6 separate regions of the Homo sapiens genome follow, and all the other regions are linked to region 5. The links are chromatin contacts, found by Hi-C or POLR2A ChIA-PET in ENCODE. All regions are on one chromosome and are shown on one strand. The core of a region is the stretch at or near the end of the contact, and the rest is flanking DNA. Distances in the headings are between cores, read along the strand shown.

Region 1 (3,476 bases), core at 156-2,655, 960 kb after region 5:
AGGTAGGCCTTGTGCTAGGAGATGCATCAGTGCATAAAAATCCCTGCTTTCATTGGCAGGGAACAGACATAAACAAACAAGATCATGCCAGTCTTGATTATACCAAAAAGATGAAATGGGGCATTTTAATAAAGTAACTTGCGGAATAGATAAGGTGGTTGGGGAAGACCTCCTGGAGCTGAGACCTCGATGATGAGAAGGAGCTGGGGAAAGAGGCTTCTAGAAGGAGGAAAGGGCTAGTGCAAATGCTCTGAGGTTGTAATCAGCTTAGTATTTGGGGATGAGCCAAGAGGCCAGGGAAGGTGGAGGCTGGGGGTGGGTGAAGGGAATGGGGGTGATGAGGCTGCAGAGGTGCAAAGGGTTCTTCCTTCCCAGCCCCCAGCATGGTAGGCTGCGCTGAGGACTGAGGCCCGGGCTTGGCTTCCCTCCTGCTTATGATGGGAAGGTGGGGGAGCAGGGGAGTGGGGAGTGATGTGATCTGATTTATGGTTTGGAAGGATTGCTTTGGCTGCGGCAAGCAGCCGGGATTGGAGGGGCTCAGGAGGAAGGAGGGGGAGGGCGAGACTGCAGTGGTCCAGGCTGAAATGAGGTGGCTTGCTGAATGCTCAGAGCTCCTTGAGCACACAACCTAGCGTCTGTCGATTTCACCTCCTGGAGAAACCTTCCCTGACTGCTCCGCCAGACTCCTCACCCTCTCCCATCTCCAGCCCCCTCATCCCCGGAGCTATCTGGCTGCTGGTCTGCAAGCAGCTGGAGTCCCCAGCATCACCCAGCCCACAGCCTGGCCTGCAGGAGGCTTCTAGTAAAGTGGCCAATTAATCCCCGAGCCCCGTCTTCCAGGGTCATGCACACAGTCACACGCGTGCTCTTCACATGTGTCACCCTGCCCCCACACACACTCACTTGGATCTCCAGACAAGGGCTTGGAGGGTAGGATGGGCAATCTAGGGGGCAGGAGGGGCCCTGGAGTCTCCTCCATTGAGTGTGCAGGCGATGGTGGCCACAGGGTAATAACAACCTCAGCGAGACCCTGAGGTCTGCCCCTCCTTAGGAATGGCCAGGCAGGGAAGAAGGGAGCAGTGCTCGGTCCCAGCATCCCACCACTGCCGAGATGGTTCTGAGCGGGTTCCTGGGCTGAGGCCGGGGCCTGTGTTTTCCAAGATTCCTTGGAGAGCCAGCTCCATCCTCTTCCTGATTATCTGATCTTTGGGCTACAGCAGAAGGAAAGAGCAGGGCGGAAGCGAGCTCTGGAAAGTGGAAAGAGGAGGGTGTGCGAGGAGACCCAAGGCGGGATCTAGGCTTTGGAACGTTGGAGGTTTCCGGCCACAGAGGCAGGGCCTCCGGGGAGCCAAGAGGGGCGGGGAGAGACACACACAGAGAAGCAGAGGAGACCAACGGACCGGACAGAGACGAGGAGAGGAACAGGAAGAGAGAAGCTGGGAGAATCGGGAACCTGGGGGCTAGTGACCTGCACACAGGGCAGGGGCACTCGGCAGTTCCCAGAGGCCACCCCTCCCACCCCAGACATCCAGACATCTGGAACTTTGGGTGCCAAGAGTCCAGCTTAATGCAGGCAGCCTGGCTTTTGGGGGCTTTGGTGGTCCCCCAGCTCTTGGGCTTTGGCCATGGGGCTCGGGGAGCAGAGAGGGAGTGGGAGGGAGGCTGGGGAGGTGCCCAGGAGGAGGAGCGGGAGAGGGAGGCCCTGATGCTGAAGGTGAGCTCTGGAGTGTCAGGGAGCTATGGGTGGTGAACTGTGGGTCTGGGAGGGGGTATTGCAAGGTTAGGGAAATGGACAATGAGGAGCGATTGGGATAGTCTCAGAGGAGTGGGAGGGTGATGGGCTCAGAGACAGGACTCAGGCAGCAGAGAATGAGTTATGAGTTGGAAAGGGGTGAATGGGGCATCTTGGTGGCAGGCTGGGGCTCACCACCCCTCCCCTGCCCCAGCATCTGCAGGAAGCCCTAGGACTGCCTGCTGGGAGGGGGGATGAGAATCCTGCCGGAACTGTTGAGGGAAAAGAGGACTGGGAGATGGAGGAGGACCAGGGGGAGGAAGAGGAGGAGGAAGCAACGCCAACCCCATCCTCCGGCCCCAGCCCCTCTCCCACCCCTGAGGACATCGTCACTTACATCCGTGAGTAACCAGAAGCCCTCACCCCCAAACTCCTAGGCCGCCGCGGTCACTTTCGCAAAAATGAAGGGTCGGTTCACTGCCAAGTGGCCTTTCAGTTGTCCATTGCCCAGCCCAGAGCCCCCACACCCCTAGGAGCCCCAGGTCCACGGCCATGCCTCCTAAAGGCCTGGGCCACTCGACCCTACCTTCCAGGAGTCCGGGGTGCCCCCCCCACCGCCACCCCGCCCTCAGGAGCCCTAGATCCCAGTTCTCCAGGTCCTCAGGCCCCCCGCTGCATCTCCAGGCTCCCCCTCCAGCATGATCCCTGTCTGTCCGCAGTGGGCCGCCTGGCCGGCCTGGACGCAGGCCTGCACCAGCTGCACGTCCGTCTGCACGCGTTGGACACCCGCGTGGTCGAGCTGACCCAGGGGCTGCGGCAGCTGCGGAACGCGGCAGGCGACACCCGCGATGCCGTGCAAGCCCTGCAGGAGGCGCAGGGTCGCGCCGAGCGCGAGCACGGCCGCTTGGAGGGTGAGTCCGCGGCGCGCGGGGTGGAAAAAAATGAGACTATCTGGGCCAGGAATGGGACTGGTTGAGAAGGTGACCCTAGGTGTCCGGGGCGGGAGAGTTCGGGAGAGCTGCTGTGTGCTAGCGGACGGGGTTAGAGAGCTGGGAGGCTGAATGCAGGGAGCGGGTGGGCACTCCAGACCCGCGCGGACCCGACTGGGGCAGCACCACGCCCCCTACAGTCCAGCTCCCACCGCCTGGCCCCGCCCCTGGCGGACCAGACTCTCCACCTCCTGGCTCCCGCGGTTCTGACCACGCCTCCTCCCAGCCCTCCCCATGAGTTCCTGGCCCCGCCTCCCTCCACCCCCGGATGTTTTGTCCTCGCCCCCTTCCAGACTCTGAATGCATGACCCCGCCTCCTTCTCTACCCGGCCCCGCCCACAGGCTGCCTGAAGGGGCTGCGCCTGGGCCACAAGTGCTTCCTGCTCTCGCGCGACTTCGAAGCTCAGGCGGCGGCGCAGGCGCGGTGCACGGCGCGGGGCGGGAGCCTGGCGCAGCCGGCAGACCGCCAGCAGATGGAGGCGCTCACTCGGTACCTGCGCGCGGCGCTCGCTCCCTACAACTGGCCCGTGTGGCTGGGCGTGCACGATCGGCGCGCCGAGGGCCTCTACCTCTTCGAAAACGGCCAGCGCGTGTCCTTCTTCGCCTGGCATCGCTCACCCCGCCCCGAGCTCGGCGCCCAGCCCAGCGCCTCGCCGCATCCGCTCAGCCCGGACCAGCCCAACGGTGGCACGCTCGAGAACTGCGTGGCGCAGGCCTCTGACGACGGCTCCTGGTGGGACCACGACTGCCAGCGG
Region 2 (3,497 bases), core at 498-2,997, 680 kb before region 5:
TCCTGACCTCAGGTGATCCGCCCACCTCGGCCTCCCAAAGTGCTGGGATTACAGGTGTGAGCCACCACACCCAGCCCTTTTCTTTCTTTTTTTTTTTTTTTTTTTGAGACGGAGTCTCGCTCTGTCGCCCAGGCTGGAGTCTAGTGGCACAATCTTGGCTCACTGCAGCCTCAACTTTCTCGGCTCAAACGATCCTCCCACTTCTTTTTTTTATTTGAGACGGAGTTTTGCTCTTGTCTCCCAGGCTGGAGTGCAATGGTGCCATCTTGGCTCACCACAACCTCTGCCTCCCAGGTTCAAGTGATTCTCCTGCCTCAGCCTCTCAAGTAGCTGGGATTATAGGCATGTGCCACCATGCCCAGCTAATTTTGTATTTTTAGTAGAGACGGGGTTTCTCCATGTTGATCAGTCTGGTCTCGAACTATTGACCTCAGGTGATCTGCCCGCCTTGGCCTCCCAAAGTGCTGGGATTACAGGCGTGAGCACTGCACTCGGCCTTTTTCTTGAAACATAAAATTAGTCATTTTAATTTGCAATAATTTCTGTAGTTATTAAACAGGCTATTGAATCCATCCACAAAACTTAAGATACAATACTTAAGAACAGGGCTCTAAATAACAAGTGCCAGCTCTCTGATCTCATGGCCAACAACCTGAGATTCCTGCCATCTGGTCTCAGTTCAGGACCTTTGCACTTACTGTTAAACACCGCCCCCCCGGCCCCACCCCAGATCTCGCTTCTATCTGTCCTTTATTCAAATGTTACCTCTTCAGAGGGGCCTTCCATTATCACCCTTTCTAAAACAGCCTCGCTCTCACTTCCCATCCCTTTATTCTGCTCCATCGTTCTTCATTATGCTGGCCACTATCTCAAATTATCTTTTATTATTTATTTATTTATTTACTTTTGAGACGGAGTCGCTCTGTCGCCCAGGCTGGAGTGCAATGGCACGACCTCGGCTCACTGCAACCTCCGCCTCCCGAGTTCAAGCGATTCTCCCGCCTCAGCCTCCAGAGTAACCGGGCTTACAGGCGCGCACGGCCACGCCCGGCTAATTTTTGTATTTTTAGTAGAGACGGGCTTTCACCATGTTGGTCAGGTTGGTCTCACACTCCTGACCTCAGGTGATCTGCCCGCCTCAGCCTCCCAAAAGTTCTGGGATTACAGGCGTGATCCACCGCGCCTGGCCTCAAATTATCTTTATTCAGTTAAATGCTTTTATTGTCTCTCCCAGTACAATGTAAGCCCTAGCAGCAGAAGACTTTGCTTTAATCACGTGCTGTACCCCCAAAGCCCAGACAGTGCCTAGCACACACGAGATGCTCGATGAATAGTTATTGATTGAATAGATTAGACATCAACGCAATCAGGCTGTTCACCTAGGGACTCTTTGCTAGGCGGCGGAGAGGTACGTTACAGTTCTCTACGCAAAACGCATGCGCGAAAGATCCGGGAAGTGTGATCGGAAAGGGGCGGAGCATCAGGGAGAGTCTCGCGGACATAGGCGGTTCGGCGCGGAAAGCGGGAGGTGGAGGGGCGGCTTGGGGCAAGCGCGCGCGCGCAGTGCAGAAGCCAGCCCCCCGCGGCTGAGGTACTCAAGGTGCCCAAAGGCGGGGTAGTGACCTCGCGCGTGCGCTGTGCCCGCGGCAGCGCCGGGTCCTAGTGTGTGGGTTGTTGTTGGCACCGCACGGCGCGTGCGCAGTGAGGACGGCGGAGGGATTTGCGGCCGGGACCCACCCCCTGCTCCAGTCGCTATCGGAGGCCGCGCGGGTGGCTGAGCAGCGGCCTGGTGCGCTCGCTTAGCGGGCGACGGAATCAGACGGACGTGGACGCCCCCGGAGTGGAAGCCGAAGCAGGAGTTGTTGTTGCTGAGGGGCTGCCGCAGCCGCCGCGAGCCTCCGGACAGACGCCAGAGCGAGGAGGGCGCTACGCGGTGAGTGAGTGTGACTGAGTGGCCCGACGGGGTGCGGGGCCGCTACCCAGAAGCCCCAGCGGTGGGCCCGGTCCTCTTCCCCGCGGCCAGGCCCCTTTCCCGCGTCCCCGCCACAGGTCCCTTCTGCATCCCTTTCCCGGACCCCGAAATCTCTGGGCACCCACGCCCGCTTCCCACAGCGCCCTCGTGGTTCCCTACCCACAGGCCCTTGCGGTGTGTGGCCTTTTTTCTTTTTCGTTTGTCTATGTTGTCCTGGACCCTTACCCATAATTCCTTTCGCTTTTTGCGGGGTCCAGGTCTGTTACCCACAAGCACTTGGTTTTGGGGCTTCGCTCCTTATGTTTCTCTTTCTTTGCTTGGAAACTTCCGATCCCCAGGACCCTGCAAACTGCATCTCGTAATTTGCCCTCCACGGCACGGGACGAGCAGCCACAGCTGCTCTGGGCCTCCCTCCTCGGGTCCTTGATTTCCCCAGAAATTCCCAGGGAACCTCTCCGCCCCACAGCTCGTGTCAGAGGACTCTGAGACTTCACTCTTCAGGAACCCTTTTCCAGCCGTTATTTTTGTTTTCTTTACCGGCCTTTCACCTCCACCCCCACCAAGACGTACCCTTTTCTCCGCAACACAGGACTGTTCTCTGCCCTTACAGAGCCTGTTTTAATTCCGAGACTTTTCTCCTGTCTTTCTTATTTTGAGAGTCAAGGAGTAACAGGGGCTTTCTCTGTGCAGACCCGATCTAACCTAAGGCTGTCCTGCTTCTGCTCTCAGACTTGGCAAGATGACCCAGTTCCTGCCGCCCAACCTTCTGGCCCTCTTTGCCCCCCGTGACCCTATTCCATACCTGCCACCCCTGGAGAAACTGCCACATGAAAAACACCACAATCAACCTTATTGTGGCATTGCGCCGTACATTCGAGAGTTTGAGGTGAGTTCACTGAGCAGGCCAGGAATGGTTTGGGTTCTGGGGAGCAACGGGTTGGATTTGCGAGTCCAGCTTCTGGCCATTTTGCCAGCTGCGTGATTTAAGCGAGGGGCTTAACCTTTGTGATCCTCAGTTTCTCTGTTTTAAATGGGGTTGGAGCCGGGTGTCGGGTGTGGTCGAGTGCGTCTGTAGTCTCAGCTACTCAGGAGGCTGAGGTGGGAGGATTGCTTGAGCCCAGGAGTCGGAGGCTGGAGTGCTTTGTGATTGTGCCACTATACTCCGGCCTGGGTGACAGAGCAGGACTTCGTCTCTCAAAAAAAAAATTTTTTTTTTAAGTGGGGTTGTGGCCCGGTACGGTGGCTCACGCCTGTAATCCCAGTACTTTGGGAGACCGAGGCAGGCGGATCACTTGAGGTGAGGAGTTGAAGACCAGCCTGGCCAACATGGTGAAACCACGTCTCTGCTAAAAATAACAAAAATTAGCCGGACATGGTGCCTGTAATTCCAGCTACTTGGGAGGCTGAGGCACGGGAATCACTTGAACCCAGGAGGCGGAGGTTGCAATGAGCCGAGATCGCGCCACTGCACTCCATCCTGAGCAACAGAACAAGACTGTCTCAAAAAAAAAAAAAAAAAAAAAGT
Region 3 (3,414 bases), core at 391-2,890, 970 kb before region 5:
TCGCTTGAACCCAGGAGGCAGAGGTTGCAGTGAGTCGAGATCATGCCACTGCACTCCAGCCTGAGCGACAGAGCGAGACTCTGTCTCAAGAAAAAAATAAAATAAAGTGTGTGTGTGTGTCTGTGTGTGTGTGTGTGTGTGTGTGTGTGTGTTGGAGTGCAGTGGCATGATCTCTGCTCACTGCAACCTCTGCCTCCTAGGTTCAAGCGATTCTCCTGCCTCAGCCTCTCAAGTAGATGGGATTACAGGCACCCTCCACCACGTCCAGCTGGTTTTTTTGTATTTTTAGTAGAGATGGGGTTTCACCATGTTGGCCAGGCTGCTCTTGAACTCCTGACTTCAGGTGATCCGCCCACCTTGGCCTCCCAAAGTGCTGGGATTACGGGCATGAGCCACAGTGCCTGGCCTTTTTTTCAAGACAGTCTTGCTCTGTCACCCAGGCTGGAGTGTAGTGGCACAATCACAGCTCACTGCAGCCTCAACCTCCCGGGCTCAGGCAATCCTCCCACCTCAGCCTCTGGAGTAGCTGGGACTATACTCACATGCCACCTCACCTGGTTAATTTTCTGTATTTTCTGTACAGATGGGATCTCACTGTGTTGCCCAGCCTGGTCTCAAGCAATCCTCCCGCCTCAGCCTCCCACAGTGCTGGAATTGCAGGTGGGAGTCACCATACCCAGTCTAAACTCTTCCACGTTTAATCCCTCCAGCAGGTGAGAGTATCGTGCCTCACTCCACACCCACTAGGGTCCCGTGACTACAGTCCTGGCTGAGGGCACTGGGCCACGTCTGGGTGTAGAAAAGACCCTTTGGGCCAGGTAGCAGACTGCAGGCTGGAACAAGGGTGCCAGTAGAAGACAGCAGCTGAGCTGAGGCCAGGGCCTAGGGGACAAAGAGGCGGGGGAACGGACAGCAGAGTCGGGGGCAGGAGGAACAGGGATCGGGGCCTCGTGGGCTTTGAGAGAAAAGGATGCAGCACCTAGGGGTCCGGCCTAGAGACTGGGAGACGGGAAAGTAGGGGAGGAGCTGGTTGGTGGGGGGCAGATAGTAAGTTCAGTGCCGGAGACATGAAATGCTCCCCCAGGTTGGAGAAACCATCAGAACACTGGGGGCTCGGATGACTGAGTCCTTCAGAATAAAATGGGCTGAGGAAGCAGGATTCCTGGGTTAAAGCCCCAGAGTCACGTCACTGAAGAAGCCCGACAATGTGTGTTCTTTGGCATTTTATTTCAAAATTGCAGCAAAGACAGAGAAAAAAAAATCAACGGCAGCACCAGGGGTCTGGCCTGAGAACGGAGAGATCCGGAATCGGGGCCAAGGTGTATCCTTGACCGCACGACAAGGAGTAATGGGCGGACCTGAACCCGCGACGAGGGGCTGGGGGCCAAGATGCCTGGGTCGGCCCTTACGGCTTTGGGAGTGTCGCAACCACATGGGGGCGCCAGAGACCCAGACGCCGCCCGCTGGCCTTTTATTTCGTATTGCACTTCAGGTGAGTCATTGGTAGGGAGGCGAGTGCTGGCGTGACGAGATGCTACGGGTCGGTGGATCTGGAGCACAGCCTGCAGCTTCACACCGGGAACATCCACTCGTGGGCTCTGATTCCGTACTGCGGAACAACGGAGGCAGTGCGTGAGGTGGAAGCTGCACTACAACTCCCAGTAGGCCCTGGGGTGTTCCAGGCCGAGTGCCTACGGAGCTGTGCCCCAGCGGCTCACGGGAAATGTAGTCCACTTCCCAGAGGGCCCCAACAATGATGGGAACGGGGAATCAAGGCTAAGGCGGCGCAGAGGCTTCCGGGAGATGTAGTTCTGAAGACAGGAATTATGGCCAGGCCTCTAAGGCTCTTGGAAAAAGTCACTTTCAGCTCAGAAAGCCCAGATAGTCAGAGGATGTGTAGTTCTAGGTCCTGATGCACAAAAGTTTACAGAAATGTAGCTCTAGGTCTGGGAAAGGAGCCCAGAGATTCTTGGGAAAGAGATCTTGGCCCAGAAGATGGGAATACCCCCAGAGATTTATGGGATTAAACAGTCTGGTGCCAGAGAGGGGCCAAGGTCCAGAGGCTCATGGGAGGAAGCTTTCTCCGGCCAAAGGGATAGCCCAGGGCTCCAGGGAATCTTGGGAGGCCAACCTCTGAGATGGCCAGAGGGCTGGCTAAGGTCTCAGTGATTCATGGAAAGGGCCTTTCTCCCACCAGGGCACCCGGGGCAGCAGAGGATCACAGGGAGGGAGTTTCTCCCACCAGGGCACCCAGGGGCCTCAGAGGCCCACGGAGAGGGGGTTTCTCCTACCAGGGCACCCAGGAGCCGCAGAGGATCACAGGAAGGGGTTTCCAAAGCTGAAGACATATCCAGGGCTCCGGGAGCTCCCAGGAAAGGGTGATTTAGCCCCAAGGGGTTTTCCAGGCCACAGAGCAGCACAGAAAGCCCACTCTCCAGGGCCTCAATAAGAAAGGCCATTATCTGTTCCTGGTACTACTGAAGGAGGCTGGCTGTTAGTCCAGGGGCTCATGGGACACCAACTTCTCCAGGGAACAAGCTCCCAGCCCATTCCCCAGCTCCCTGCAGCTCACCTGGATCTCCTTCAGCTCCTTCTGGAAGCGGAGGATCAGCTCAGGCCCATTTTCCATGGTGGGAATGTGGAGGTTCTGGGACAGAAGGTGCGGTGAGGACCAAGCCCCTCCCCTCCTTCCCTCCCACCCACAATGGCAGCCCCGCCTCACCCTGTCTTTGTACAGGATTCGGTGCACTGGGCAGACCTGGCAAGCGGTGCCCGAGCCAAAGACTTCCCGCACGCGGCCCTCCTCCAGGGCCCGCAGCAACTGCTTCATGGTGATCGTGCGCTCCACCACCCGGAACTCACCCTGCAGGGCAGTTGGCAGAGACACGTGTCCCCAGAGGGTTGCCCTGCTGCAGACCTCCACCTCTCCCTCCCTGAGGATAGTGAGAAAGACAGAGGCCCAACGGGAGAGACAGACCCAGGAGAAGGGGCAGAGACATGCCAGTGTGCCCCAGTCCCAGCCCTCTGATGCCCTGGCCCCTGGCACATGGCGCCCATCACCAGAAGATGCCATGTCCTCACCCAGGTCTGAGCCATGTCCAGTAGACTCTGTCTGACCACTCCAGGCAGGATAACACCATTCAGCGGGGGCGTCACCAGCTCCAGCACTAGGGCAGGTGTAAGGGGTGGAAGATGTTACCTCTCACCCCCTAGCACCGCCGTCTTAAGAGCCACCCCCTTCCCCCATCCCAGAATCCCTGGGGCCTGTAACCTGCCAGGAATGATGGTGCCACCCACTTCCACCAGGGTTCGGGCTGGGTCATGGGTGGGCTTACCCCCATCTTCGTGGGTCCAGTAGACAAAGATGTTCATGGTTCCCACCTCGGTGAGCTGGTGGTCGGGCCCATACAGCCA
Region 4 (3,051 bases), core at 105-2,604, 740 kb after region 5:
AGGTCAGGAGATTGAGACCATCCCGGCTAACATGGTGAAACCCCGTCTCTACTAAAAATACAAAAAATTAGCCGGGCGTGGTGGCGGGTGCCTGTAGTCCCAGCTACTCGGGAGGCTGAGGCAGGAGAATGGCATGAACCCGGGAGGCCGAGCTCGCAGTGAGCGAGATCGCGCAACTGCACTCCAGCCTGGGCAACAGAGTGAGACTCAGTCTCAAAAAAAAAAAAAAAAGAAAGAACCACTGGATTGAGGTCTGGCTGGGGCTGAGGCCACAGGGACAGACAGGCACAGGAGGCAACATCTCCCCAGAGTCCCAGCGTCTAGCTTAGGCAAGTGAGCGCGGAGCAGAAGAAAGCCCCCAAGGCTCAGCGCCTGCCTGGCGGCGAGACCCAGGTGGGTCACTCCGCCAGAGCTCTGCTGCTCCAGGGGCTGGGGTGGGTGACGGTCACCTCTTGCAGATCTCATCGGCAGCCTCCTGGCTAAAGAGCTGCTGCTGCAGAACGTTGTTGAGGGCGTGGACAGCACACAGCTCCAGGCGCTGCCGTTCGTGGTACACGGTGGGTGGGCTCGGCTGTGCTCCCGGGGCCTGGGACATGCCGTCCTCGGCTCCTGCTGGGGGTTGGGAGGGGGAGAAGGTCCTCAGGGGCCCGGGATCTAGAGGTCCAGCCTCCCAGCAGGCCTTTGGGGCATCGCCATTGATTGAGCTGGGACTCGGAGCAGCCCAGGAAGACACTGGGCCCCTGACCCCGCTCCCTGGCAGTCTCCTGGCAGCACACGTCCCTCCATCCCTTATTCCTATTCCTACGAAAAACGCTGTCTCTTCTGCTCCCCTAGCAACAGAAAACCACCCTCACCAGGTCTCTAAGTAAAAGGGTCCCTATCATGGTCACCTAGCAACAGAGGAACCTGCCTCCCCGTCCCTAGGTAACCAGGGCGCTCTGTGGTTACCTAGCAACAAAGCCCCCTCCCCACCGCACTAGGTAACAAAGTCTGTCCTCCGAGCACCTAGCAATAGAGAATCCTCCTCCCCTGTCTCTAGGTGATAGGGTCCCCTCTGGTCTCCTAGCAACAGAAGACTCCCCTTCCCCGGTCATGTAGCAGCGAGGCTCTCTGCTCTTGTCACCTGGCAACGGGGCCCCCTCCCCAGTCACTAAGCAACAGGAGTTCCTCTTCCTATCACCCAGCAACCAGGCCCCCTCCCCGGACACCAAGGAATGGAGCCCTTCGCCGACCCGCACCCCAGCCACGGCGCTCGCCCTTTGCCTGGCAACGCCCCTCACCCCGCCTGCCTCTCCGCTCCACCGAGCCAGGGGTTTCCGCATCCCCTTCCTGGGCGGCGGCTCTGGGCTCCGAGTGCGGGGCGGGCAACACCGCGCTGACTGGGCAGGCGGGACGGACTACAGCTCCCGGTGATCCCCGCGCGCCGGACTACGACTCCCGTGGGGCCCCGCGGGACTCCTGCTCCACACGGAACGCCCGGGCCGCGTGGCCCTGAAGTCGGCCGTCGGGCCTAGGAAATGCCGCACTACAACTTCCGTCGGGCTCCGCGGCAGGTCCCGGAAGTGCGCCTCAGAGGCCCTTCTTTCGCATACGGCCGCGCCCACTACTGCTCAGAGATTCTAGGAAACTTAGTAGGTAGGCTCTCGCGATAGCTTCCTGGCGCCGCGCTCTCATGGGTGCTCGCCCCCGGCGATGGCGTCATGCGCGGTGCGCAGACGCAGCGTGACGTCACACAAGGGAAAGGGATCAGAGACGCCAGGCGGTGCGGGGGGAGGCAGCGGTGATCTTTACTGAGTCAGAAGGGAGACCCTGGGGAAGTGGGGCAGGGCAGGGGTGGGATGGTGGTGGTGAGAGGCCAGGCAGATGATCTTGTCTCGGGAGGGAGGAGGCTTCTCAGCAGAGATGGATCCCCGGCCTGGAGGGGAGCTGGCAGCAGGCTGCGGGGAGAGGGGAATGAGCGAATGAGACAGAGGAGAGATGAGGAGACAGACGCCTGGGGGAGGCAGTGGTGGGAGGAGGGGACAGGGCAGGGGGGCGGTGGAGGAAGACCCGGAGAGAGCGGGACAGAGCCCTGGGGGTGGACAGAGACAGAGAGAGTCTCGATCAGAGGCGGGCACAAATGGAGACATCTACAGTGCCAGGATTCAAAGTCATGGAGAGAGGTTAAGGAAATAAAGGTCAGAAAGAAAGAAAGGTCAACAAATACAGAACCAGAACTGCAGAACTAGTGAGAGCCCGGGACCCCCAAGCTCTGCAGAACACAGGAGCCCAGGGCCGGGGGAGAGGGGCCTGGCCGCACCCAGGAGGCTCTGCCAGAAGGCCGTGACGGTGGCGGAGCCGGTGACCGCGCCTGGCTCGGCAGGGTTCTCTCTGCGGGTGTGCACAGCAAAGCTTCGGCCCGTGGGGCCCCGGGGTCCGCTCAGCTCTACATCCACCACGTGCATGTCCGTGAGGCTGGGACAAGAGGGGCAGTCAGTCTGGAGAGCCTGGACTCAGCCCAACACCCTGCTTAGCTCTGCTCACCTGGTATCAGCCACGAGCACCCCAATCACCCCATCGAAGCCCAGGCTGGGGGCAGCCAGGGCAGCCGCCGCCATGGTGTTGGAATTTCGCGGGGCAAAGGGGCAGAGCCCACGGACAGGGCCTTCGTAGAGCACAGTGCAAGGCCCAGGGCTGTGGGCTGCAGCCAGGGGTCCCTCAAGCCGGAAGCCATCGGGGTGTGTGGCCATGGTGACACGAAGGCTCTGGAAGCAAGAGCCCGGGTTAGGGGGAGTGGGGTCTTTGCAGGCCTCCCCTGGTTCCTGGGGAGCCCAGCAGGCCTCACCCGGAGGCCCCCAGCTGCATCCAATCTCCTGATGTCCTCAGCGCCCCACAGGGCCCCTCGGGCCACAAACACGGCGTGGTCCCAGTGCTGTGAGGCCTCCAAGAGCTGCCGCTCTGTGGTCTGGTCACTTAGAGCTGAGGGGGACCCCACCTGGGGTGGATGAAGGAGGGGAGGGTTGAGGTCAGGGAAGGATATCCACTTCAGGGTGGGGTGAGACCAAGACAGAA
Region 5 (3,252 bases), core at 85-2,584:
TGGCCATTCCAAAGGTCCAGAACACACCCCCAAGGCTCATTCCAGGAATTCTTGGCTTCTGAGATTAGAAAAGGCTGATGGGGTGGAGTTTTGTTCCTACAGGTGACAGAAATGGACTCTTCCAGTTCCCTTTGTCCCAAATTTCTCAATCTCCTGGGGCGTTGGGAGTTCTGGCCGTTTTGCCTTCCCCAAAGCCAGTTTACCAAAGAGTCTCTGGGGAGCTGGGGGTTGGGGATGGAGGCTGGGGCTGGGCCAAAGCAGATTCACCTATTTCTTCTTTTAACAAATGTTGTTGAAACTGTTCAAGGCCAGGTCCCATTCTTGCCCAGAAGGAGTTCCCAGTCTGGAGGAGACAATCAATTTTGGTTTGATATCTGCTACAATGGAGGCTGCCCGAGAGACACTGCGGTTGGACAAAAAAAAAAAGGCAACATATATTGAAAAGTAAGCCAAGATACGGTTTACGTTTATTTCTGCTTTTTCACTTCCAAGCTGTGTGGCCCTGGGCAAGTCATTCGCCCTCTCGACCTAAGTTTTAACTTCTGCTTAATGGGACTAGCCTTGAATTACTGTTTTTCACTCTGAGATTCTAGGTCTCCTGACAACTCAAGTCCCGACACGTTGGCTGCAGAGAAGGGGGGAGGGGAGGAAGGCTTCCTAGAAGAGGATTTCAGCAGTCGGGGGTGACAGTGGAGGGAGAAAGGGAACACGGAGACGCTTGCGCAGTAAACACCGCACGCTCTCTTGCCTCGCCCAACCCCTTCTCTGCAGCAGGGAATTGCAGGCGTCGCTCCACCTATCCCAGCCGAGCGGAGTGACACCCTCCCCTCTTTCCTTCTCTACTGATCTTCGCCTTCCGCCCGCCCCACAGCCGCCCAATGGAGGGCTGAAGTAGGACAGATCTCGCCAATCCGCGACGCCTGCGGGGCAGGTCTACCCGTTCATTGGTCCCAGTCAACCTAAGTCCCGCCTCCTAGGACCGTTCCCCGCCTTCCTTCACGTCCCTCCCTTCCTCCTTGGAGAGCCGCTAGATCCAATCAGTGTTTGACCTGGCCGCGCGGAGGGGGCGGGCCCATGATACGCAATCGAACCCCGCCCGTCTCTCGGGCAACGCCTCCTCCCCCCCCTCCCCAGCTCCCAAACGGAAATAGCGGAACACTGGGCCAATCGTAGCGTCGTGCCTTTGCTTGGCGGCCAATGAGAGAGGAAGTGGGGGAGAAACCCGCCTGTGAGCGGCAGGAGCTCAAGCCAGTGGGCGGCTCAGAGCTCCGGACCGCGGGCGGAGGGGAGGGGCAGGGGGCGGTGCCACGGCCTGCCAGCCCGCCCGCCCGCCCGCCAGCCAGCCCTCCCCGCGGCCGGCTCGGCTCCTTGGCGCTGCCTGGGGTCCTTTCCGCCCGGTCCCCGCTTGCCAGCCCCCGCTGCTCTGTGCCCTGTCCGGCCAGGCCTGGAGCCGACACCACCGCCATCATGCCGGCCGTGTCCAAGGGCGATGGGATGCGGGGGCTCGCGGTGTTCATCTCCGACATCCGGAACTGTGAGCGCGCGGCCGGGGGACACTGGAGACGCGGGGGAGGGGGGAGCGTGAAATTGAGGGGTTTGGGGATCACAGAGGGACCCGGGGGATCAAAAGCCTCTGCGGCCGTATAGGGACAGCATAGATGGGCCCCAGGAAGAACTTTAGAGTGGGGGGCACGTAGGGGCTTGGGGTGTCATAGAGTGCCTCTTGAGGTGACGACACGGAGTAGCTAGAGGGGTCCGGGAGGGCTTGAAAGGGGAGGAAGCCAGTGAGGTCCCGGGGATGGGAGCATAGAGGTGTCCCCTGGGAAAGACTGAAAAGCTGGGGGATCTTACAAACGATGGGGTTAGAGGGATTCCCAATGTAGAGAAGAAGTGAAAGAAGTGTATGGCGGGGGTGCCCTGTGGAGCGATGGAATGGGAAGAGGCCAGAGGGGACCTGGAGGAAGTGGAATGCCGGAAGCCTAATGAAGCAGGGCTTGAGGACCTGGGATAGGGGGTGTCATACAGGGGAAAGGGGTTAGATAGGTCACCGAGGCTCCTGGCCAGTGGTATAGAGGAGGCCTGAGAGTGGTTGAAAGTCCATGAGTTTGGGGCAGGGAGATGATGGGACGGGGAGACTATAAGGACACCCTGGTGAAGGATAGAGGGGCTTCAGGGTGGGAGATTGCCTAGAAGACATGGAAGGCAGTGTGGAGGGGGCTAGAGGGGCAGCTGAGGGGAAAGGAGGGACCCAAGGAACACAGAGGAAAAGAGCTGTCGGTGTAAGGTCTTGGGAGAACCTGTGACAGGGAACGGGGGGCCAGGAAAGAAGAGGACATTAGAGTAGGGGATTGGGGAAAGGGTAGAAGAAGGAGCGCCCAGACCTCAAGGAAGGCGTTGGGTTCTGAAGTGCTTGAGGGGTAGATATCTGGAAAGCTGGGAATAGGGGAAGTCTAATCCCAGAGAGAGGTCAGGGGTCAGGCAGCAGGACAGGCAGGGATCTGAGCCCTTTTCTATTTGACCACAGTAATATGGGGACGGTGGTCCCTGCCAGGAAGAGTTGTCGTGACGATGGGAATCCTGGCGGCAAGTCAGCTCTCAACTCCTGGGAATGGCTGTGGGTGATTGGAGCTGCCAGGAGTCTTCAGAGGCTGCATCCGCATGGGCTCTGGGGTCAGCCAGACTTGGGTTTGCGTTTGAGCACTGCCACTCCCTGGCTGTGTGACCTTGAATGAGGGACTTCACCTCTCGGTTTCCTCATCTGTCAAGAGAGACTGCTGATAGTATCTTCCTGAGGGGCTTGTGACAATGCCCCTCAGGCCTTTCACTCGTTCCAGGCCCCAGATGGAACTTGGCTATTGTTTTTACTCCGTTGGCTCTGAACAGCAGCCCTGTAAAGTACCCAGTGATGGTTGTTGTTTTAGAATTTAACTGTTATGGAAGGATCTGGCATGTAATAGGTGCTCAGGGAACAGGAGGGTGGAAACAGTTGAGTATCAGTTGGAGGAGAAATGATCACTTGTTATGATAAGGGGCGGGGCTATGGGGGTTGTGGAGGAGCTGGGAGCCACTGTTAGCAGACGGGGGCTGCCTCTGTTACCCACCAGGGATGTGACCCTCCACGAGTTGTTTAACCTCTTTCAGGACGTTTTCTTGTCTGCAAACTTCATTCATAACAGTGTCTTGCCTCTGAAGGCTCATTTATTCATTCATTCACTTGACAAATACTTTTTGATTGCTCTAGTGTTGTCCAGG
Region 6 (3,370 bases), core at 37-2,536, 560 kb after region 5:
GCTTCTAGGAGACTGAGAAGCCTAGAGGGACCCGGAGGGTTGGAGCTGGGGCGCTCCTGGGAGACTGGGGGCGCCTGGAGAGGCGGGGGTGGGGTGGATGGGGGCCCCGAGAGCGCGCTCACCCTGGCAGCCCGCGACGAGTAGGGGTCCTCGAAGAGCGCCCACACGCGGGGCTGCCAGCGGCGCCACCATGTGCCGCCCGCGCCGCCCGCGCCCCCTGGCGGCCCCCCGGCGCCGCCGCCCGCGTCCTGGAAGCAGAGGCGCTTGAGCTCGCCGCCCGCTCCGTCCAGGCCGCCGCCGCCCGCGCCCGCCTCGTCGTCCAGGCCTCCGTCGTGGGCGCCTGCGGCGTTGGCGGCGTTGGCGGCGCCCGCGGGGTCGGGCGCCTCGAAGGAGTCGAGCGCCTCCTCAGCGTCGCGATGCTGCCGGTAGGTCATCCAGCAGCAGGCCTCCACGTCGGTCTCGTCGATGCCCCAGAAGCCGAGCTCCTCCTCAAACAGGGGCCCGCACACGTCGGCTGGGCAGTGCAGCTTGCCGGTGCGGTAGTAGTTGAGCACGTACGCGAAGACTCCCGGGTGCCGGTCAAAGAAGAACTCGTCGGCGCCCGGGTCGTAGTCGAAGCGTGCCGCCGCCTCGGGCTCCGTCAGGCCGGCCAGCCGCGTCCCCGGCAGGGTGCGCAGCGTCGAGCGGTACGTCTCATGGCGCACGCCGCCCACGTTGATCACGATCTTGCCGCTGTCGCCACCGCCGCCGCCGTGCCGCCCCATGGCCGCCGCCGGCAGCCCGGGGCATGGCTCGGCGCGCCGGTCCCCGGGCCCGCGGGGTGCCGGGGGGCCCGCCGGGGACGCGGCGGGGCCGGGCTGCGCAGGCTGCTGCTGCTGCGGCGGCAGCGGTGGCGGCGGCGGGGACTCGGGCGGCTGCGGCGGTGGCGCCGGCTGCTGCTTGCTGGCCCCCTGGCGCCCGCGGAAGGACGAGACGCAGACTGAGCTCAGCATTGGACGGGGGGCGGGGCGGGAGGGGCGGGGACGCAGGGGCGGGGACACGGGGGGAGAGACCGACGGGATTGGGTGGGAGGAGGAGCGAGGTAGCGGGGGCGTGGCTTAGGGGAGAGGAACCAAACTGATTGGCCTGGGGGAGGTGGGGCGGGGCTGTGGCTGGGAGGAGTGGGGCGGGCACTCTAACGCGACCCAGCTGGACGAGTCGGGGCCGCCAATGAGACGGAGCGATTGGCTCTTTCTAAGAGAGCAGGGAGGAGGGGCGGGGCGGGGCGTCAAGGGAGGCGGGACCGGTTACTACTAATTGTGTTCGGCAGCACTGGTAGCCAGGGGAAGGCGGGGCTAGATACGATAGAGAGAGACCTTACTGAACTGAAAAAAGTGCGGGCGGGGTAGAGGGAGGAGGGGACACATCCAAGCTATTTAAAGACGCCCGACTGGCCTGGAGGGGCGGGGCCACCATGAGAGAGGCCGTCCTGATTGGGCTGAGAAAGGGGCGGAGAGAAACAAAACAGATCGCACGCCCTCACCTAAAACACCGCTAGGCAGGACCTGGTGGGGAGGAGCATTGCTTGGAAGAGACAGGGCCGCAGAAAGTAGAAACGGTCCAGATGAGACTGCATGGGGCGGGAACTAGAGATGGAGGACTTTCCCGCGCAAGGGGGACAGGCTGGACTGAAAGAGGACACGGGAAGAACAAAGACTTAGACTCGGTGAGAAGGTGTTGAAACTTGAGAGAGTCCTGGAAACCCGAGAGGGTCTGGATAGGCCTAAGGGAGGGAGCGGGGCTGAGGCTCCAAGGCGGGCCTGGTTAGTCGGGGCTGGGCCCGGAGAATGAGTGTCCGGATGGATGAGTGGTACTGAGGAAGGTGAGTGGGGTCGACAAATAGAAAACGTCTTGAGGCAGGGCGCAGTGGCTCACGCCTGTAACGCCAGCACTTTGCGAGGCTGAGGTGGGTGGATCATTTGAGGTCAGGAGTTCGAGACCAGCCCGGCCAAAATGGTGAAGCCCCGCCTCTACTAAAAATACAAAAATTAGTCGGGCGTGGTTGTGGGTGCCTGTAGTCCCAGCTAGTCGGGAGGTTGAGGCAGGAGAATCGCTTGAACCTGGGAAGTAGAGGTTGCAATGAGTCGAGATCGCACCACTCCACTCCAGCCTGGGCGACAGAGCGAGACTCTGTGTCAAAAAATAAATAAATAAAAGAAAAAGAAAACGTCTTGAATGGGCGGTAGGAAAGAGAGACTAAGGAAGGAGCGGGGCTTGAGGGTCTTGAAAGCAACCAGGGTAGGCGAGGGCAGGGCAGGGCTAAGGGAGGGTAGAGGAACGGGAGAGGTGGATCCCAGGGGAACAATGAGACTACAAAGAGTACAAAGCTACTGGGCTGGATGGAGGGGAGGGACCTGGAACGGGGAGTCTTCGGGATCAGAAGACCTGGGAGAGGGCACTGCCTAAAGGTCACAGGGTCTCAAAGGGCGAGGCGAGAACTTCTAACGAACGCTACACCGCGGCGGACTGCAGATTGGAGGACCGAGGGTAGATGAGGACTGGTGAGGAGGGGGCACGCAAGGAGGCAGAGAGGACGGGAGAGGGGAGAGGCCAAAGCGCCAGGAAGCACCGTCAAGACTGAGGCAATATAGGCAGGACCGATAAAAAATGGGGTGGGCTAGGAGTCTCAGAGGTCGGGTTCTGGGGAAGAATGGAGTGAGGGGCGGGGCCAGAAAAAGGGGACCGCCTCGGAGCGGGCCGTCCCCGCCCCCTGGGCGGTCGTAGGCTCCGAGAGGCAGAGCGCAGGCTCAGGGGGCTGGGGCGGGGCCAGCGGCTGCGGCTGGGGCTGCGGAGGGAGGAGGCGGCGCCTGCGGGAGCGAAGGGGGCGGGTCAGGGGGCTGCGGGCGCCCTCGGGCAGCACAGTTTCTGGCCCGCCGCTTCCTGCTGCAGGTGCGGCGGCTGATTCGTATCGCCTCCCAACCCCATCCCACCCCCGCTCCCGTTTCTGGGTTTCTTGGCGTCTCTTTTTCTCCCTTCTTGAGTATTTGTGCCGCCGTCTCTGTTCCCACCCCTCTGAGTCTCCGACCCCTCGTTTGTAAATCTGCCCTCCTGGGTCTCTGATTCTGTCCCCCTCCTTCTGAGTCTTTGCTCCTCTTCTCTCTAGGCCTCAGTCTCTCCTCCCTGGTGTCTCAGTCCCCGCCCCCCCACCCCAGCTCCCCCGAGTCTCTTTCTCTTGGTTTCTGTACCATTTTATCAGGGGTGTGCCTCTCTGTCTGGGGCTCTGTACCGCACTCCCTGGGTCTTGTGTCCCTGTCCTCTACTCCCTCCCCGCAACCCGCTTTGTCCTGCCTCCTCTCTGGGTCTCTGCCCTTTCATCTGAGTCTGTCTCCTC

Evidence for each region. Hi-C counts contacts between places; a loop is a spot of excess contacts on that map. ChIA-PET counts read pairs that join two places held with the same protein, here RNA polymerase II (POLR2A). Pooled maps may share reads with other maps.
Region 1: a pooled map shows a loop between it and region 5 (15-fold over the local background). The contact joins the promoter of CLEC11A here to the promoter of AP2A1 in region 5. A Hi-C loop is called at or near these places in 5 of 50 pooled maps. POLR2A ChIA-PET finds 5 or more read pairs at or near these places in 2 of 52 experiments (BJ and naive thymus-derived CD8-positive, alpha-beta T cell).
Region 2: a loop to region 5 is called in a map of Right ventricle myocardium inferior, with 4 times the contacts of the local background. The contact joins the promoter of SNRNP70 here to the promoter of AP2A1 in region 5. A Hi-C loop is called at or near these places in 1 of 168 maps with a recorded cell type or tissue (Right ventricle myocardium inferior) and 9 of 50 pooled maps. POLR2A ChIA-PET finds 5 or more read pairs at or near these places in 2 of 52 experiments (A549 and activated CD4-positive, alpha-beta T cell).
Region 3: a map of B cell shows a loop between it and region 5 (22-fold over the local background). The contact joins the enhancer-like site here to the promoter of AP2A1 in region 5. A Hi-C loop is called at or near these places in 1 of 168 maps with a recorded cell type or tissue (B cell) and 4 of 50 pooled maps. POLR2A ChIA-PET finds 5 or more read pairs at or near these places in 2 of 52 experiments (BJ and GM12878).
Region 4: a map of naive thymus-derived CD4-positive, alpha-beta T cell shows a loop between it and region 5 (15-fold over the local background). The contact joins the promoter of JOSD2 here to the promoter of AP2A1 in region 5. A Hi-C loop is called at or near these places in 1 of 168 maps with a recorded cell type or tissue (naive thymus-derived CD4-positive, alpha-beta T cell), 1 of 37 single-sample maps with no recorded cell type and 12 of 50 pooled maps.
Region 6: a pooled map shows a loop between it and region 5 (10-fold over the local background). The contact joins the promoter of KCNC3 here to the promoter of AP2A1 in region 5. A Hi-C loop is called at or near these places in 1 of 37 single-sample maps with no recorded cell type and 8 of 50 pooled maps. POLR2A ChIA-PET finds 5 or more read pairs at or near these places in 3 of 52 experiments (GM10248, WTC11 and activated T-cell).

The regions. Positions count from the first base shown.
Region 1 is chr19:50,721,959-50,725,434 of GRCh38, forward strand. It overlaps CLEC11A (C-type lectin domain containing 11A), which reads left to right and starts at 1,406. Exons shown (of 4, transcript NM_002975.3): 1 at 1,406-1,714; 2 at 1,947-2,133; 3 at 2,452-2,643; 4 at 3,064-3,476. The coding sequence starts at 1,568. RefSeq lists silencers at 2,755-2,874, 2,915-2,974.
Region 2 is chr19:49,083,704-49,087,200 of GRCh38, forward strand. It overlaps SNRNP70 (small nuclear ribonucleoprotein U1 subunit 70), which reads left to right and starts at 1,748. Exons shown (of 10, transcript NM_003089.6): 1 at 1,748-1,933; 2 at 2,702-2,858. The coding sequence starts at 2,712. RefSeq lists enhancers at 1,424-1,493, 1,844-1,933.
Region 3 is chr19:48,793,856-48,797,269 of GRCh38, forward strand. BCAT2 (branched chain amino acid transaminase 2) reads right to left here. Exons shown (of 11, transcript NM_001190.4): 7 at 3,336-3,414; 8 at 3,082-3,167; 9 at 2,723-2,863; 10 at 2,573-2,647; 11 at 1,209-1,609. The coding sequence ends at 1,571. Among named protein-coding and RNA genes, the nearest start is that of BCAT2, 15 kb to the right of the region's middle. RefSeq lists enhancers at 1-145, 1,378-1,447, 1,488-1,667, 2,265-2,900. Within about 2 kb of position 1,641, at least 36 of the 41 ENCODE cell types and tissues checked have a DNase peak (open chromatin) inside an H3K27ac peak, as active enhancers do; they include B cell, where a contact is called at or near this core.
Region 4 is chr19:50,509,837-50,512,887 of GRCh38, forward strand. It overlaps JOSD2 (Josephin domain containing 2), which reads right to left and starts at 1,355. Exons shown (of 5, transcript NM_001270639.2): 1 at 1,281-1,355; 2 at 450-612. The coding sequence starts at 595. It overlaps ASPDH (aspartate dehydrogenase domain containing), which reads right to left. Exons shown (of 7, transcript NM_001114598.2): 4 at 2,825-2,974; 5 at 2,524-2,744; 6 at 2,300-2,454; 7 at 1,767-1,937. The coding sequence ends at 1,894. LOC124904747 (a long non-coding RNA gene) reads left to right here and starts at 1,582. Exons shown (of 3, transcript XR_007067300.1): 1 at 1,582-1,635. RefSeq lists enhancers at 28-535, 536-1,042, 1,537-1,656, 1,960-2,549 and a silencer at 1,207-1,336.
Region 5 is chr19:49,765,667-49,768,918 of GRCh38, forward strand. AP2A1 (adaptor related protein complex 2 subunit alpha 1) reads left to right here and starts at 1,335. Exons shown (of 23, transcript NM_130787.3): 1 at 1,335-1,534. The coding sequence starts at 1,468. RefSeq lists enhancers at 1-977, 1,031-1,799 and a silencer at 890-1,469.
Region 6 is chr19:50,328,091-50,331,460 of GRCh38, forward strand. It overlaps KCNC3 (potassium voltage-gated channel subfamily C member 3), which reads right to left and starts at 1,287. Exons shown (of 5, transcript NM_004977.3): 1 at 123-1,287. The coding sequence starts at 992. It overlaps LOC105372437 (a long non-coding RNA gene), which reads left to right and starts at 1,530. Exons shown (of 4, transcript XR_007067299.1): 1 at 1,530-1,705. RefSeq lists silencers at 150-239, 848-1,397, 1,478-1,537, 2,415-2,594, 2,608-2,977 and an enhancer at 1,002-1,296.